Linked DNA regions of Mus musculus: region 1 is linked to region 2. Evidence: chromatin loops called from intact Hi-C (ENCODE). Cell type or tissue: gastrocnemius. All regions are shown on one strand. Links, peaks and the distances in the headings refer to the core of each region. The heading gives the core; the rest is flanking DNA. Region 1 has its middle 12 kb from the start of Ppp1cb. Region 2 overlaps Plb1 (phospholipase B1).

What was found. Peaks named below come from ENCODE experiments on the same cell type or tissue, not always from the same donor. Only the 100,000 strongest peaks of a DNase experiment are listed, where the experiment ranks them.
Region 1: a loop joins it to region 2, with 2.4 times the contacts of the local background. A loop is called at or near these places in 3 of 42 quality-filtered maps.

What each region holds. Positions count from the first base shown.
Region 1 is chr5:32,442,878-32,451,208 of GRCm38, forward strand. No RefSeq gene overlaps it. Among named protein-coding and RNA genes, the nearest start is that of Ppp1cb, 12 kb to the right of the region's middle. In gastrocnemius, for the core only: no CTCF peak of the experiment used is centred there; a DNase peak (open chromatin) is centred at 3,685; H3K4me3 peaks cover 377 bases; H3K27ac peaks cover 2,168 bases.
Region 2 is chr5:32,346,346-32,354,676 of GRCm38, forward strand. It overlaps Plb1 (phospholipase B1), which reads left to right. Exons shown (of 59, transcript NM_001081407.1): 51 at 3,277-3,328; 52 at 4,193-4,273; 53 at 5,348-5,413; 54 at 5,823-5,917; 55 at 7,281-7,359. The region is part of intron 1 of Gm36840 (a long non-coding RNA gene); the gene reads right to left. Among named protein-coding and RNA genes, the nearest start is that of Gm36840, 4.3 kb to the right of the region's middle. In gastrocnemius, for the core only: a CTCF peak has its summit at 4,578; DNase peaks (open chromatin) are centred at 5,564 and 5,908; H3K4me3 peaks cover 885 bases; H3K27ac peaks cover 5,644 bases.

The sequences.
Region 1 (8,331 bases), core at 188-8,187, 97 kb after region 2:
GGTAGGGGTGTAAAGGAGAAAAAAAGGAAGCAATTTTCCATCAAGAAGTTGAAATTTTAGATATTCTGCTATACTCTTAGATTGGTGCCTAGCCCAATGGTCATCAGAGAGGTTTCATCCAGCAGCTGATAGAAACAGATGCAGATACCACAGCCAAACATTAGGCAGAGCTTGAGGAATCCTGCGGAAGAGTGGGAGGAAAGATTGTAGGAGCCAGAGGGGTCAAGGACACCACAAGAAAAAACACAGAATCAACCTGAGCTTATAGGAGACTGAGCCACCAATCAAGGAGCCTGCATTGGACTGACCTAGGCCTCTGCATATATGATACAGATGTGTAGCTTGGTCTTTGTGTGGAACTCCTAACAGTGGGAGCAGGCTCTTACTCTTTTGTTGGCTTTGGGACCCTTTTCCTTATACTGGGTGCCTTGTCCAGCCTTAATACAAAGGGAGGTATCTACTTTTAGTGCAACTCTGTATGTTTGGTTGATATCCATGGGAGGTCTGCCCTTTTCTGAAGAGAAATAAAGAAGGATGGGGGAGGGGAGGGGAGGGGAGGGGAGGGGAGCAGAGGAGAGGTAGCAGGGAGGGACAGGGAGGAGAGGAGAGGGGAAATTTCAGTAGGGATATCATCAATCATCATCATCATCAAGCTGAACAAAGTTGGTGTTATAGAGCATTTTCATTAAGCAATAGAAGGCTGATGCATCCTTTGATCATCATAGAAACCATTGGCAGACATGTCCCGGGGAGATGGAAAGAACCATTTATTCACCCTCAAATAGGCCAAAGACAAGGTTCCATCCAAATCAAAAACTCTGGAGTTTATCGGGGTTACTTAATAAGCACACAGATAACTTAAAGGTAACTCCAAGGCAGGAAGCGTCTTCAGCAACTTGCAATCAGTTACAGCACTGAAGAAACCTCTACAAAGGAAGCTACTGAATGGCTCAACCTGCCGTCAGCTTCTACCTACACAACCTCAGGAGAGACGGACCCTTGTGAGGAACACATGAAGACTGCAAAGCCTTGTTGAACCCATAGCCTTGTAAGACCCCACTGCACCCAGTCCCTCCATGAGGAAATATTAACAGGTTGTATCTCATGAGGATCTCAAGCAAATGGTCACAGGTGCTCTAATTCGAGAAGGCAATGGCCAAGTCCAAGAGAGAGGAGCCAATCACATGACATGGGAATATGGTTCCAGTTGGGCAAATGACATTCTATTCAGCTGGACAGGGAAGGCCAAGGCCAGAAAACCATGATAAATTGCCAAGCTGTACAGCCTTGAAGCAGTTGCTAAACTTCTTTAAACCTCAGTTTGTCTGTAAAAAGAAACACAATGGGTTCTATCTTTGAGGATTATTCCGGGATAACTGATATATATATATAAGCTATCAGGATAGCACATGCTCACGGCTGTTGCTATTACCTCCTTTGCTGTCATTTTTCATGTCCTTACTCAGCGACCACAATTCTGTTCTCTCAGATTTGAGCTTCTCAAAATCAAACACAGCCAAGTTCATTAGTTACAGCATCAAGAGGTCACACTCCTGGCAGACTCTTAGTACCATCTCCCAAACTGCTTTTTATTAATATGTCAGCGCTATGATCCTTAAGGCTGAAAAGAGGGCATATGAACCCTAAGCCATTTTCAACCATGCTTCTAGTAGCAGCCACAGAGTTTGACTTAAAATTCTCTCAACTTTGACCTCAAAGTCTGACATATTTTTGCCCTGTGTTAGAAGATAAGATGCAGCCTATTTCTGAGCTGAAAGTTCTGTGTGTGTATGTGTATGTCTGTGTGTGTGTGTCTGTGTGTGTGTGTGTGTGTGTGTGTATACCTGTGGAAATCAAAAGTCAACCTCAAGTGTTGTTCTTCAGATTCCAATAACCTTGTTGGTATTTGGTTTTTGTTGTTGTTGTTTTGTTTTGTTTCTGTTTTTGTTTTTGTTTTATGGGATCTCACTATATAGCTTTCCCTGGTCTAGATCTTGCTATGTAGGCTGGACTAGCCTTGAACTCATGGAGAGCTGCCTGCTTCTGCTTCCTAAGTGCTGGGACTTTATATAGGCATGCACCACTGTACCTGTCCTGCCTTGTTTTTGGAAACAAGTTTCTCACTGGCCTGGAACTCATCAGATAACTAAGGCTAACCAGCCATCAAGGCCCGGGGATACTTCTGTCCCAGTGGGATTACAATAGCAGCACAGGCCATCGTGCTTAGGTCCTTTCTGTGGGTTCTGAGGACAGAATTCAAGTCCTCATGCTTGAAAAGCCAGCACTGCATTTACCAAGCTGTCTCCCCAACCCCAAGCTGGGAGTTCCTTATTGACTTCAACAACGTACCAAGTTATTTAGAATCATCCCTCTAAATGTTTTAATTACACACCACGTTACATTCACACTATCCTTAAAAAAAATGAGCAAGAATTAAAATTATGTCTTTGGCTGAGGAGTAGCAATCAGGAGGAGGCAGGGAGGTACTGTGCTAGCACAGCTGGAAGGGACTCGCTGGACTTTGAAGGGAGAACTGACAGTGGAACCCTTCCACTGCCTTTTCATCGGGACACTTCAAAGCAGTTTATGAACAATCATTAGGCCTCAAAGCATCGATGTGACAGGCATAATTACTCTAACCAAAGAGGGAAGAAGATAAGTGGAGCAAATTACTAGACTAGGCTGAGTCGGCAGCAAAACCATCCGGCGAACCTTTTGTCCCTGCAATGCAACTGTTTCTGCACCTGTTTTCTCCAAATGTCAGCGTAAGATTTAAAACTAAGATAGTAGTGGGGGTTGGGGAGATGGCTCAAGGACTTGGGTTCAATCCCTTCAACCCCTAGAACTCAGTCCCTAGGATCCATGCGCACAAGCTGTCTGGGCGTGCAAATGTAATGCAGGCAGTGGGAAAACGGAGGTAAGTAGATCACTGGAGCTCCATTCCTGGATAGAGTAACTTACTCGGAGAACTACAGGCTGGTGAAAGACCCTGTCAAGGAAGGAAGGAAGGAAGGGAGGAAGGGAGGGAGGGAGGAAGGAAAATAGGGGTTTGTAAGATGGCTCAGAGGCTAAGAAAAGCTACTTGCCCTTTCTGAATGTAAAGACCTGAATTAAAATTCAGGAGGGAAAAAAAAAACTCTTAAAGTTATCCTCTGACCTCCATACCATGTACCATGCCACTCACACACACACACACACCCCACAGACACACACACAATAGATAGATAAATAGATAGATAGATAGATAGATAGATAGATCGCCAGATAGACAGACAAACAGATAAAATAGTTAAAAAAAATTAAAATAGAAAATGGTTGAGACCTGTTCTTTGGCCTTTATACATGTACCCAAACACATATACTTGCGCATACATAAAAATAAAACAAACAAATAAAAAACCCAACTTGCTGAAAAGTTGAAAAAGTTGATCTATTTTTACAAAAACAACAATAACAACAAAAACCAGCTGGTCTCACCAGGGGAGGAGAAAAGGAAAGTATGGTTGGTACACTTGGGGAATAGCCGGGGTTTAGCTACTCCGAGATCCTTTATGTCTGGTCTGCTTTCCAGTGGACTCCTGTCCCTCCCTCACCGCCATCTCCCAGTAACTGAGCTCCTACGCTCTGATACTGGCTAGACTAGAACAGCAGGGGTTCTTGTTGGCTGGGCCAGCATGGCTTAAAGGGCGCTGCTGAGAATCACCCCTACCAGCCAGAAAGCATGTGCTCAGCTCTACCCCACTCTGCTCCAGGTCAGTTTCTGCTAAACATGGCTCAGCTTCCAGCTGGCAGGACTCTGAACTATTTTTAGCTGAGTTCAGAGATCAGGGCAATAAATGGAGATAGGTACCTGAGATTTAGCTCTAGTTAAACACACACACACACACACACACACACACACACACACACACACACAGCTATTGTTTCATATTGTTTCATTCCTCTCATTACAATTGATACTGCCTTCATTTTAGATTAAAAAAAAAAAAAACTACACCAAGGGGAATGGTCAAATATTGAAAACATAGCAAAAAGAAGAAAACTGAAATGCCCTGTAATACTGTTTATTGAGGCATTGTACATATAGCCAAGCACACTATTCATAAGAGCTTCTATGTAAGCATGTAAGTATTGCTTGCTTAATCACCACTCATAAAGACTTCCAGCTTTATACCAAGTTCTCCCCTGCCCCTTCCTACACAATGTGCCCAGAAGTAAACCCATGTCTGACTGTGAACACTTTTCATTAGGTTTCTGGTTTTTGTTTCATTTCAGGATTGTTGGATAGTTTTTGGTGCTTTGAAATGGGGTCTCCTGTGGGTGATTCTAACCATAAACTCACTATGTAGCTGAGGGTAACCTTGAACTCTTGCTCCCTTTGCCTCTGCCTTCCAAGTACTGAGATTGCAGGTGTGCACCAAGGTGTCTGGCGTAGTTTGACCTGTTTTTAAATTTCATACAAATGAAACTGGGCCACTCATCATTTTTACACTTGTGTGACATTCGTCTGTGCTGTCACATGTAGTAGGTAGGGTCTGGTTTTACTGTGTGGAAGTCTACCATATGAACTTGCTGTGGTTTTGTTATGGGCTCACTGTGTGACACTTAGCTAGTTTTCATTTTGGCTGTTATTACAAGTAAAATTGAAAGTGAACCTTTTAGTGTGTCTTTTAGTGGTCCCATGCACTCATTTCTCTTGAATATATTCTATGGCTAGGACAGCTAAGTCACAGGATGGGCTCAAAGCTAGTTTTCAGAATTGTACTAATATTCTGAAGTAGCCATATGATTTCACATTCTCACTATCAATGTGCAGAGTTCTAGTGATCCGTCTCTTCACCAACACTTGATATTTAGTACCTGTCTTTTTTTTTTTTTTTTTTTTTGGTTTTTCGAGACAGGGTTTCTCTGTGTAGCTCTGGCTGTCCTGGAACTCACTTTGTAGACCAGGCTGGCCTCGAACTCAGAAATCCACATGCCTCTGCCTCCCGAGTGCTGGGATTAAAGGCGTGTGCCACCACGCCCGGCTTAGTACCTGTCTTTTAACACTGAGTTGTGGTTTTCAGTACCTTCCCTAATGTGTCTTCCGTACCTTCTTAGATACTTGATGAATATTTAGAATCTTCTATGAAATCCCTGTTCCTATGTTTAAACAGGGTTATTTACCTCTTCTCATTGGTTTTTTAGGAATTGAATTGTTGGATGTATGTATATATGCATATATATGTGGGTAGACACACACACACTCACATCTTCCTTAGGGAAGAATTCCCTTGTAGTTATCCAATACCAAGTGGCCAGACCTGAACTCATATACATACAAGTAACATTATAAATTGATGAATTATAAATTATAAAATTTAGCAGGTTGCATATTTGTTTTATAATATAATTTCTATTATTATATATAACAATTAGACAAAAGAGGTCATGAACTTAAGAAAGAACCAGATAAGGTACATACAAGGGCTTGGAGGAAGGAGAGGGAAGGGGAAACAATAGAATTATATTTTAATTAAAAAAAATAAAGAAAAGACTGGCATGGTGGCCCATGCCTTTAATCCTGGGACTTGGAAAGCAGAGGCAGGTGGATCTCTGTGAATTTGAGGCCAGTCTGGTCTTCATAGTGAATTCCAGGACAGCCAAGGCTATTTAGAGAGACTCTGTCTCCAAAAGCCAAAATAAATAAATAAATAGGATAAAAAGTTCATATTTTTTCTATTAAGTTTCTGTTCTCAGTCTTTTCTTTCATAGTTAGTGTTTTTTCACTGTTTAGGAGTCTTCGGTGGCCCTACAGTTATGGAAATGTCCCCTGATTTATTATTCACAGGCTGTACTTTTTGTTACATAAGACTCTAATCCACTCCAAGGTAATTTTTGTAGGCTATAAAGTAGAGATCAAAGCTCTTTTCATAAGATTAGATAATATAAGAGTATTTTGAGGGGGGGTTGGTTTTTTGGAGACAGGGTTTCTCTGTGTAGCCCTGGCTGTCCTGGAACTCACTCTGTAGACCAGGCTGTCCTGGGACTCAGAAATCTACCTGCCTCTGCCTCCCAAGTGCTAGGATTAAAAGTGTGCTCCACCACTGCCCAGCAATGTAGGAGTATTATTGATTGAAGCCTGGAGTGGTGGCTTATGCTTGTAATCCTAGCACTTGGAAGGCCAGGCAGGTGAAGCACTGTGAGTTTGAGGACTGACTGAGCTACAGAGTGAGAACCTCTCTCAAACGACAGAAGGAAGGAAGGAAGGAAGGAAGGAAGGAAGGAAGGAAGGAAGGAAGGGAAAAAGAAAAGGAGGAAGGAAAGGAGAAAGAGAGGGAGAAAGAGGAGGAGGGAGGCAGGAAGGGAGGGAGGAGGAGAAGGAGGGAGAGGAGGGAAAGAGGGAGGAAGAGAGGGAGGGAGGGAGGAAGAAAGGGAGGAAGAAAGAGAAGGAGGGAGGAAGGGAGGAATACAACATCTCCCAGACAGAATTATTGATTTAGAAGACTCTCAGGGTGGGTTAAGGGCTAGGGATGTAGCTTAGCATAGAGTACTTGTTTAGCATATGTAAGCCCTAGGTTTGATACCCTGTGCCACAAATGATAATCTAGCTTTCCTCCATTGTGTATGTGTGATACTGCATCTACAGTATCTAGACTCTAAACTCTTCCCTACCAAGTTGTCTGTTCCTGTGCCAATACCACACTGACTTCATCTTGTATTAATCCTTTTATCCTGAGAGTATAATCTGCTAGCTTTGCTGTTTGTCTTCAAGATCCATCCTGTATATTTTAGGTCTCTTGCATTTCTACATATATTTCAGTGTTAGCTTGTCAGTTTGACCGCCTCTCAAACAACTACAAAGAAGGTAGTAAAATTTCCACTGGATGTATATTGAGTCTGGGCAGGAGAGGTGGCTCAGTGGCTAGAGCGCACATTACCCTTGCCAAGAACCCAAGTCTGGCTCTCAGCACCCATATTAGGCAGCTCACAGACACTAGTAACTCCAACCCTGGGACATCTGAAATGTCTTCTAGACTGTACAGAAACCAGCTACTCACACATACACAGCTACACAAAGATGCACATGCATACACATAATAAAATATGGTAGACCTTTCAAAAAGAAATTAAAATTTAAAATATATTTAAAAGTATATAATCTATAGATACATGTTGAGGAGGTAGGTTTTTCTTTTGTTTATTTCCTTTTGTTTTGTTTTGAAAGGAGTATCTCACATAGCCCAGGCTGGCCTCCAAATTACCATGTAGAAGAGAATGACCTTGAACTCCATGAGCTACATCCCTGGCCCTAAAAGATACTTTAAAAAATTGTGCCTGTGTGCCTGTGTGTGGTGTATGTATGTGTCCATGTAGATGCTTGTATGTGTGCATGTAGGGCACAAGCTCCTGTGTGCACATGGGTGTGCAGGCCAGAGGTTGAAATCGGCAATCTTCTTCAGTGCCTCTTCACTTTATTATTGAGTCAGGCTCCCATTAATCTAGAGCTCATAGCCAGCCAATGAGCTCCAAGGGCTCCATCCACCTCTGGCCCCTTAACCCAGCAGTGGACTTACAGATACACACCACTGTGCCTAGGTTTTCATGTGAGTGATGGAGATCCAAACTCAGACCTAAAGTTGACACTTTCCAACTGAGCTATCTTACCAACTCCCTCAAGGAAAGATTTCTGGGGAGAAAAAAAAAAAAAAAAAAAAAACAAGACTTCCCACCCAAACAGCCTCACATATCAGCACACTCACTGACAGAGAGAGACAGAGAGAGACAAAGAGACAGACAGGCAGGCAGGCAGACAGACAGAGAGACAGACAGACAGAGAGACAAACAGAGACAGAGATGCAGATTGAGAAACAATTCTTGGTTTGCAGAAGATTAAGCTATATTGAACATGGGTTTTTTTTTCTTGTTTTCAGACTAAACTTTATATTAGACATTTTTATGACTCAGGCAAATTTTGTTCTAGGTAGAAAATTCCAGATTCCTAAAAGTGAAAGGCTAGAAAACATTCTACTCAGTGCTTGTATGGGAGAAATTTTGTTTTTAACTGCTATTTAAAATAATACCTTTGTGACATATTCTCAGACTTTTCATTTTCTCATCTATGCCATAGAATAAAAAGCCCAACATGGTGGTGCACATCTGTAATCTCATGGCTCTTGAGACAGAGGCAGGATATTTGCCAGTTGTAGGTAGACTATGCTCTGTTTTGAGTTCAAGGCTAACCTGAACTACATAGTGAATCACTGTATCAAAACCAAACCAAACCAAGGGCTGGGGGTGTAACTCAAGGGCATAGGCATGGCTAGGACTCTGGGTCAGATCCCCAGCGGT
Region 2 (8,331 bases), core at 169-8,168:
TAGAGCGTGCTGGGTATTTGCTTTGCAGAAGGATCGCTGCTGTGTTCTTGTCACCAGGGAGACGGCACAGGCTTGACTCACTCTGCTTACAGAGAACATTCCTTTTGGAAGCCTAACCAGGACCCAGGGCTCAGTGTGAATCTCCATGCTGCAGAAGCCGTGATAGCTCCTCAGTGTCACATGAGGAAGGACTACTTTGTCTACAAAACACTGGGCCCTGTGGGCGTTCTAGCACCTAGTGACTGTTAGGATTACTGTCCTGAGCATGGAGCCCAGGCTTTAGGGCTGGCTCCTCAGTCTGTCAGTCCTCCTCCTCCTCCTCCTCCTCCTCCTCCCCCTCCTAGTAACTGTCATGATCATAGAACCCAGGCTTTGTTCACCAGGGCCTGGTTCCTCAGCCTGTCAGTGCTCCCACTCCTCCTCCACATAGTTACTGTCATATGCATGGAGCCCAGGCTTTGATCACCAGGCTCTGTCAGTGCTCCTCCTCCTCCTCCTTCTTCTCCTCTTCTCTTCCCTTCCTCCTCTCTCTTTGGGAGGGGGCATGTGGGTATGTGCATTCAGGTACATGTATACATGTACTCCTTGTGCTCCTACAAGTTGAGGCCAGAGGACAATGTCATATTCCAATCAATAACTCACCAGCATTAAATTTTCAAAGATTTCTTTTGTGTGCATGTGTGTGTGCCTGTGTGCCCTCCTGTGCCTGCAGAGGCCAGAAGAGAGGGTTGGGGGTCCCTAGAGCTAGAGACACAGACGGCTATAAGCTGCTTGGCATGAAAACTGAATGCTTGTCCTTTGCAAGCAAACATTTTTAACTGCTGAGTTTTCTCTCCAGCCCTCTGATGTTATTATTTGTGTGTGGTGTGTATACACGTGGGAGGTGCGTGGTCATCTTTGAGAAGCCAGTTCTCTCCTTCCATCATGGACTTCCAGGACTCAGACTCTGGGTTTTCAGGCTTGTGTGTAGCAAGCACTTTCCCTCACTGAACCAACTCGCTGCCCTCCTCACTTTGTATTTTGAGACCCAGTCTCCCTCTGAGCCTGGAGCTCACCAATATGGCTAGTTAGCTGGCTAGTGAATTTCAAGGGTGCACCGTCTCTACCCCAAGGAGAGTACAGGGGTACACTGCTGTGCCTGGCTTTTACATGGGCACTGCGGATTCCAACGCAGGTCCTCACGCTTGCATAGCGAGCACTTTACCCACTGAGCTGTCTCTCTTCAGTCTCCCGCCTCCCTTCCCCTCCCCTCCCCTCCCCTCCCCTCCCCTCCCCTCCCCTCCCCTTCCCACCCTGCCCTGCACCTCTGCCTGAGCAGAGGCAGTAGTAGGAGACATCATTGACACAAAGTGTCCAGTGTTGGGGGAAGCAAAGTTTGAGTAAAGTTTGGGAATCGTTCTCTTATGTCTACTCTGTCATTTATCAGCGTGGATAAGTATGAGTTCACGGGGGGGGGGGGGGAATCCAAGGCTCCAAGTTTGAATCCCCAGCAGTCATGTACACATGAGGCAGGTACACAGAGGTCAGATCTTCTGTGTTCAAATCTTTCCTCAAACCTGTAAGACTATGTGATCTTGACCAAGTTTCTTAGCATCTCTGAGTCTTGGATTTCTCCTCTATAATGAGGTTAATCATAGTACCTGTCCCTCAGAGCCGTCATAGGATTAAAGGAGATAAACTTTAGAAAGAATTTAGGACTAAGTACTCCACATGCATACAAAAATTTGCTGTTATTTGGGCTATTTAGTTTCACAGTTTTATTCAACAGCTAACTTCCCTTTTGTTAAACAACAAGCAAAACTGCATTCATTCTGAGTTAGTGAGAGAGAGCATAGCCTGAAATGGTGTAAACCCTGTGCCCTGAGGAATGAGTCCATCAAGGGACTAGACAACACCACAGACTCGGCTCACTTGATACTGGCCCATAGAGTGCGTAGGAAGGCAGGAGAATATCAGGACCTGTCTCAGGCCTGGGACCTATGTGGACTCACAGAGCTGTGGAAACAGCTACAAGGAGAGGCCCTGAGCCCTGGAGGGGATGGGGAGATGAGACAGAAGAGCTGCAGATAAGGACACAGGAATGAAGAGTGTGGTGAGGGAGGGCCTGGGGGCTAGGAAGAAGCTTGCTGGGGGGATGGTAAAGTGAAGGGGATGCAAAAGGTACCGCACCTCCCCAGGGAACCTAAGGGCTCATCACTATGAATGCCCTTGAGCCTGACTTGGGCCTATTAAAAGTTGCAGCATATCTGTGCCTTTACTTTACAACCTATATGTACCTATCAATACAATCCTGGGTGCATACGTTCTCCACGTAAGGGATGGGGGCAGCACCATGCATTACACAGACTGTAACCATCTTGCGTTGGCATCTCATGTTGGCCATGTGTCTTTTGCTCACCTGATTTCTCAATTTTGTTGTTTTGTGACAGGGTCTCAGGTAGCCCAGGCTGACCTCTAATTCACTATGTAGCCAAGGCTGGCCCTCAACTCCCAATTCTCCTGCCTCTGTATCCCTAGGCCTGGGATTGCAGGTGTGCTCCACCACACCTAGCTCAGTCCATATGTCTTTTTAAGGAATTCGCCTCATTGAGCTATATTGACCCACAATGAACCATGGATATTCAGAAGTATACAGTTTGATGAGTCTTTGACACCTGTGTACCCATGAGGCTATCACTGCCATCATGCTGTAAACAGGCCTGTCGCCCACAGCTCTCCTAGGTCCATCAATGCTGCAGATAACCACGTTTAATTCCTTTTCATTGCTGTGTGCTATTCTACCACCAGTCTCATTACCGAGTGTCAAAATCCAAGTCATGACTGAGAAGAACAAAGGGATCCGAGGGTTGGGCACTGGGGCTCAGACGGAGGTGAAGGGCTCGCCATGCCTGGGAAGGAGAAAGCTGGGGGATAATTTAGGAATGTGACTCTTTTCAAAAATAAAACAGATTATTTTTAAAACAGGCACCCGAGTAAGAATTAAAGAGGCTTGGCTTGTAGTGAAAAGATTTGGTAAAAGAGGGAGGAAAAAAAAATCTCTGGTGAGAATGTTCAAATCATAGATACAAAGTCAGTAAGACTCAGATCCTGCCCCAGGGGCATCAGGGTCTGGATAGGTGTAGCCCCCAGGTCCCTGGCAGCTCCCTGGTGAGAAAAAGCCCAAGCATAATCCTAAGATTGACTCAGAATGAGTTTCATGGAGTTAGTACTGTTGGAGTCCAGCTTAGGTTCTCCATCCCAAGCAAGTCTGAAAGTGACTTTTGTCCCTCTCTCTAGGGACATGCCGGCCCAGGCTAAGACCCTGGTGAAGAAGATGAAAAGCACACCTGTGAGTGCAGACCCTCTAAAAGCTGTTCTTCTCTTTAGCTGGGAGGTTACAGGCCTGTTGAACCCCTCCAGTGCCCCCACAGCTTGCCTTCAGGTGGTCTTCAAGGGAGTTCATGGGCGCTGCCTGCAGGCACCCTGCCCCAGGGTAGGCTGCAGGTAGGCAAGGTGGAATGAGGAGTTGGCCAAGATCACAGGCCTGGGGCCTTTACCCCAGAGCTGCCTTCCCAGCGCCTTCTTATATAAACACTAAGTTCTAAAAATAGGCTGCCCATTCCAGGCCTTCCCCTTTCTCCCTCCCCAACCCCTCAGAATCTCACTTGCACTTTTTCCTAACGCTCTGTTCTTGTGCTGTGGACTCCAGCTGGAGGGACTCAGTTTATAGTGGACAGTGAATAGGAAGCCACAACTCCAGGGCCTCCCTGGACCTACCCCACCATGCTGACCCCACTGGGTTCTCCCTCTATAAACCCAGGCCCTAGAAGCCCTGACCCTCAAGTTCCATCTTTTGACACAGACTCCTTTGAACATCTCAGAGTACATTTGAGGAACATGAGAGCCCATGAGGCCTTTCCTGTGGGACACACCCACTTTAGCCTATTAAGAGGATTTCAAGGGGGAGGGGGATAGAGAGTGTAGTCTGTCTCCTTTGTGTGAGCAGAATCCCCCCCCACACACACACACATAAACACACGTACGCACTTCTTACAGGGGCGTGCCCATCACCTCAGAGAAGCATGGAGGAGACCCTACCTCATACTTTGTGTGATACAGAAAAGATGACAGTATCTGAGAAGCTGACTGGGTAGCACGGTTAGTGTTACCAGCAGTTGTCCCCAGATCTTAAACTCAGGATTTGTCTTCTCAGACAATCAACCTACAGGAAGACTGGAAGCTGATTACACTCCTCATTGGAAACAACGACCTGTGTCTTTACTGTGAGAATCCGGTAAGCCCCTGGCAAGCCTCACTGAGAGCCTGGGAATTAAGTTGCTGCCCCCATCCTCCTCACCTTGGGCTCTGACTCATCTCCTTCCCTTTTGAATGTCATACTAGGCTGGGCTCCAGGCACTTGATTCTACCCAGGCAACCTCTGGTTTACACAGTTGAGACTTAGCTTTCCTAAGTGGTTCCCCAACTCAGAAGAAAGGTCTAGAAGGACCCAGTCTTCAGACACTGAGGTGGTGGCTTCTTTGGGACAGAGAGATGGCACTTTCCAGTAGATGGCCAGTGACTCTGTCTTGTGTCTGCTTGGAGTCTGCCCTCTCTTGGAGGGGGAGGTAAATGGAGTTGGGAAAATAGAACCAAACTGATTGTCCTTGCTGCCCTTCAGGGCCATGATAATCTAAGCAACCAACCCCAGCCAGCTGGCCTGGGAGTTGACCCCATTCCTGATGTGTCTCTATGGGGAAACATGTCCAGACTTACAAGCGTTTGAAACCTGTACCTTTTAGAATACATCTTGTTCTAAGCTGGGGACATCCTGCATTTTATTTTGCCAGGAAAAGGCAGCTGCCAGGGCTCTGAAGAGGTGGTGGAATGTTTGACTCTGTTGGGGGTGGCAGGCAAGCTCATAGCTCCTTGTGGATCTCAGAGAGTAACTATCAAGAGCCTGGCATGATTATTTTCCCCATGCAGGCTCAGCTCTTCTAGAATCTTCCCTCAGTCCTGTCCATAACTGGGAGTCTGGGCTGCACGAAGGACCTAACCCCTGGAGCTTTCGCTATGGCTGGGTCCTGGATTGTAGGGGTCATTGGAAACCAGAAGAAACCCAGAGCTGCCAGTGGATACATAGTGTAGGGAAATGCCTCTCTGAGTCCCAGCACACCTGCCCCTCATGTAAACAGTGTTGTCCCTGATCCTGGGGACATGTATTAATGAAAAAGGACACCATCAGGTCCCTCAGGCCAAGTCTGAGGAATGCAAGAAGGTGGGCTCTTAGGGACAGCAGTCACCCAGTTCATCCTCTAATTCTTCCTCTCGGAGTAGAAAGCCAAAGAGAGCCTCCTTTTTCCCTATACAGGAGGACAACTCAACTAAAGAGTATGTCAAGTACATCCAGCAAGCCTTGGACATCCTCTATGAGGAGGTAGGAATGGGTAGGAAGCAGTCTGCTCCCTGGTCCTGCAAGCCACCCTGCTTTCCCACTATTGACATGTGTGGAGGGCCCCCACTGTGGGTGCTTCTAGGCAAGTTGTATTTGATTCTCCACAAAACAGCTTCTGACTGGCTCGGAAGCTAGCCAGTGGCATAGCAGAGAGCTTCCACTGGAGCCAGCTGGCCTGGGTTTGAAGACAACCACTGTGGTTTTTATTAGCCCTGTGACTTCTCTGGGTCTCAGCTTTTCTGCCTAACTAAGAGAGACACTAGGAAGTGTCGATGTAATCATCCAGGCTCCTCCCTGGGCATCCATTTCTTCTGTGGTAATGATGGGGAGGATGAGGTTAGATTGACAACTGTCCTCAAACTCATGGACCCCACCCCTCTGCCTCCTGCAGCTTCCCAGAGTTTTCATCAATGTGGTGGAAGTCATGGAGCTGGCTGGCCTGCACCACGTCCAAGGTGGGAAATGTGCCATGCCACTGGCAGTTCAGTAAGTGTGCGGGGCAAGGCTGCCTGGGCTGGGCAGGGTTTCATAGGCATATTAGGAGGGACACAGTGTGGGCAGGGCTAGAAGCCAGGGACTTAGAAAACACTTGGATGTGCTTGGAGAATCACATGCCTACCTACTCCCTTCCCTGGATGGTAGCTTCCTTTTCTATAAAATGAGACACACCAAGGGACCTAGAAGACTCCCCGGCACTTCTGATTCCAAAGTCCTCACTGGCAAGTCTACTCTTTGCAGAGGACAATAAACCTCAAGGACGCCTTTAGTTTCCCTAAAATTCTGGCTCTGCTTCTGAGGAAACCAACAGTGTCTCTGGACCTCTGGATATTTGCTTATAAAAATAGGAATAAACCCTCCCCAAGAGTGACATCATCAGGAAGTTCATGTATGGGGCTAGTACAAGCTAGAAAGACAGCTTTTACCCCATCCTCAAAAGCAGGGGTCGGAGGTTCTAACGGTCAGGAATTACTGTGGGACGGACAGAAGTTTGGCAGCTGTGACTAAGAAGTCCTATCTGAAGACAAATAGATGTCTTGTAAAGGTGGCTAAGGAATCAAGTCCCCAGGTGGAATGGCCATGGTTAGCAAGGAAAGTCCCTCCAATTCCTCAGATGCTGGTATCACACAGTTCACCTTGTCAAGGGTGTCTCAGGCTGTTCAGTTGTCTTCACACTCTGGACCCTAAGGAAACTCCCCAGTGCGTGGCAGTGAGAAGCTTCAGAACTGGGGAGGAGTCCAGAGGCAGAGCCACCACAGAAGTCTTGCCAGAACTCCACCCAGGCCTTCCCTCAGAGTTAGGAAATAATCACCACAGAGAAAGAGGGTCTACACAAGAGGAAAGAGACCTTGCTTCAGGGGCTAACCCTTCCAACCGGAAATAAGTATCTTGTGTCAGTCTATGAGAATAGGGGAATTTTGGTTCTAGGCTTCACTTTTCAGTCCGTGGTCTCTTGGCCCTTTGACAAGACAGTTTTGGGTGGGAAAATGTGGGGGAACGCAGCTGGTCACTTCATGGAGGTTAGAAAGCAAAGCTGGTGGGAAAACAATGGGTGTGACTCCTGTGACTACTTCCTCCAGTTAGTCTTCACCCACTAAAGGCTCTGCCACTGCCCCATAGTGCCAAAGCTAGGGACCAAGCCTCCAGTCTGCACTTACCACTGCATACCTTTTCAACCACATTCCTGAGTTAAGGCTTTTTGACTTAGACCCAAGTGTTTTAGGCATACTTGTGTGTCAAGCCCCGCCCACCTCCATTTAGTGGCACAGACTGCACCATGTGGACAAAAACTTCTGTTAGGAGGGTGTGATTGGGCCAAGGCAGCCTCAAGACTAGATTTCTTGTCTTGTAGGAAAAACTGCAGTTGCTTAAGACACTCCCAAAACCTCACAGCGATGCAGGAGCTGAAGAAACTAAACTGGAACCTCCAGGTGAGTCTGGATACTCTCTTCCTCCCGGGTGCTCCTGATGGGAGCCCACGCCGTGTTCCCTGAGCGAGGACTCGGAACTTGTGTGTTCAACAAGGCTCGGCTGAGAGCAAGCGGCTCCCTAAAAGGAGATCCTATTCCTCACACTATTTACCTGGGGAAAGATGGTACAGAGATCTCAAAGGGGCAGTTGGGAGAAACCCAGCCTTCAGAGCAGATGATACACAGCAGGGCACTGCTAACCTCTAACCTTTCTGAGGAGAAGGCTCACTGTACCTGGCTCCCACTGCCTTCCCCTCTCCTCTCTCCATGAACAGAAACCCTGGTTCTACTAATAGTTTCTTCCTCCACCCTCTGCCTACCCCCCTAACACGCCTGCATATCAATGTTACCATTGTTGGCCTTGGGACAAGCCCACCCAAAGCCTGGTTGCAAGCTAACTCCTTTTAATGGGGCAAGTCATCTTCCTCTTAGAAGCCCTCCCTCCTCCCCCTCCCCCACACCCTCTTCACCTCAGCAACCTTCCAAGAGCAAGTGAGACAAGCTATCTGTGCTCCTCCTGTCTTCCCCTTTTGCCTCTGTATCTCAGGTGAATTGTGTGAAGTCCTTACTATGGGTATATTTTGTTTAATCTTTTTATATTCTATGTTTGGGTACTTGAGTCCAAAACACATGGACTCTCTATCCCTGTAGTCCTAAATTCTTAGGCATTTTTGAAGAACTGAGGAGATAGTCGTCCTCGTGTGAGCTAGGTCTCACTGACTACATGCAGTGAAGGCAGCTAGGCCCATGGCCAATTCGACATCACTAATGACTTAGACTTAGCCTCTTAGGATAAAACTAATAGAGCCTGGGAATGGAGAGCTCCAGCCAGGGACCCCTTGACTCTCTTCCTATTGGTCAGCGTAGGGAGGTAAGATACAGTGGTTCATACAAGCAGGATGAGTCCCTGTGTGGGCAGGCACACTTCCTTTA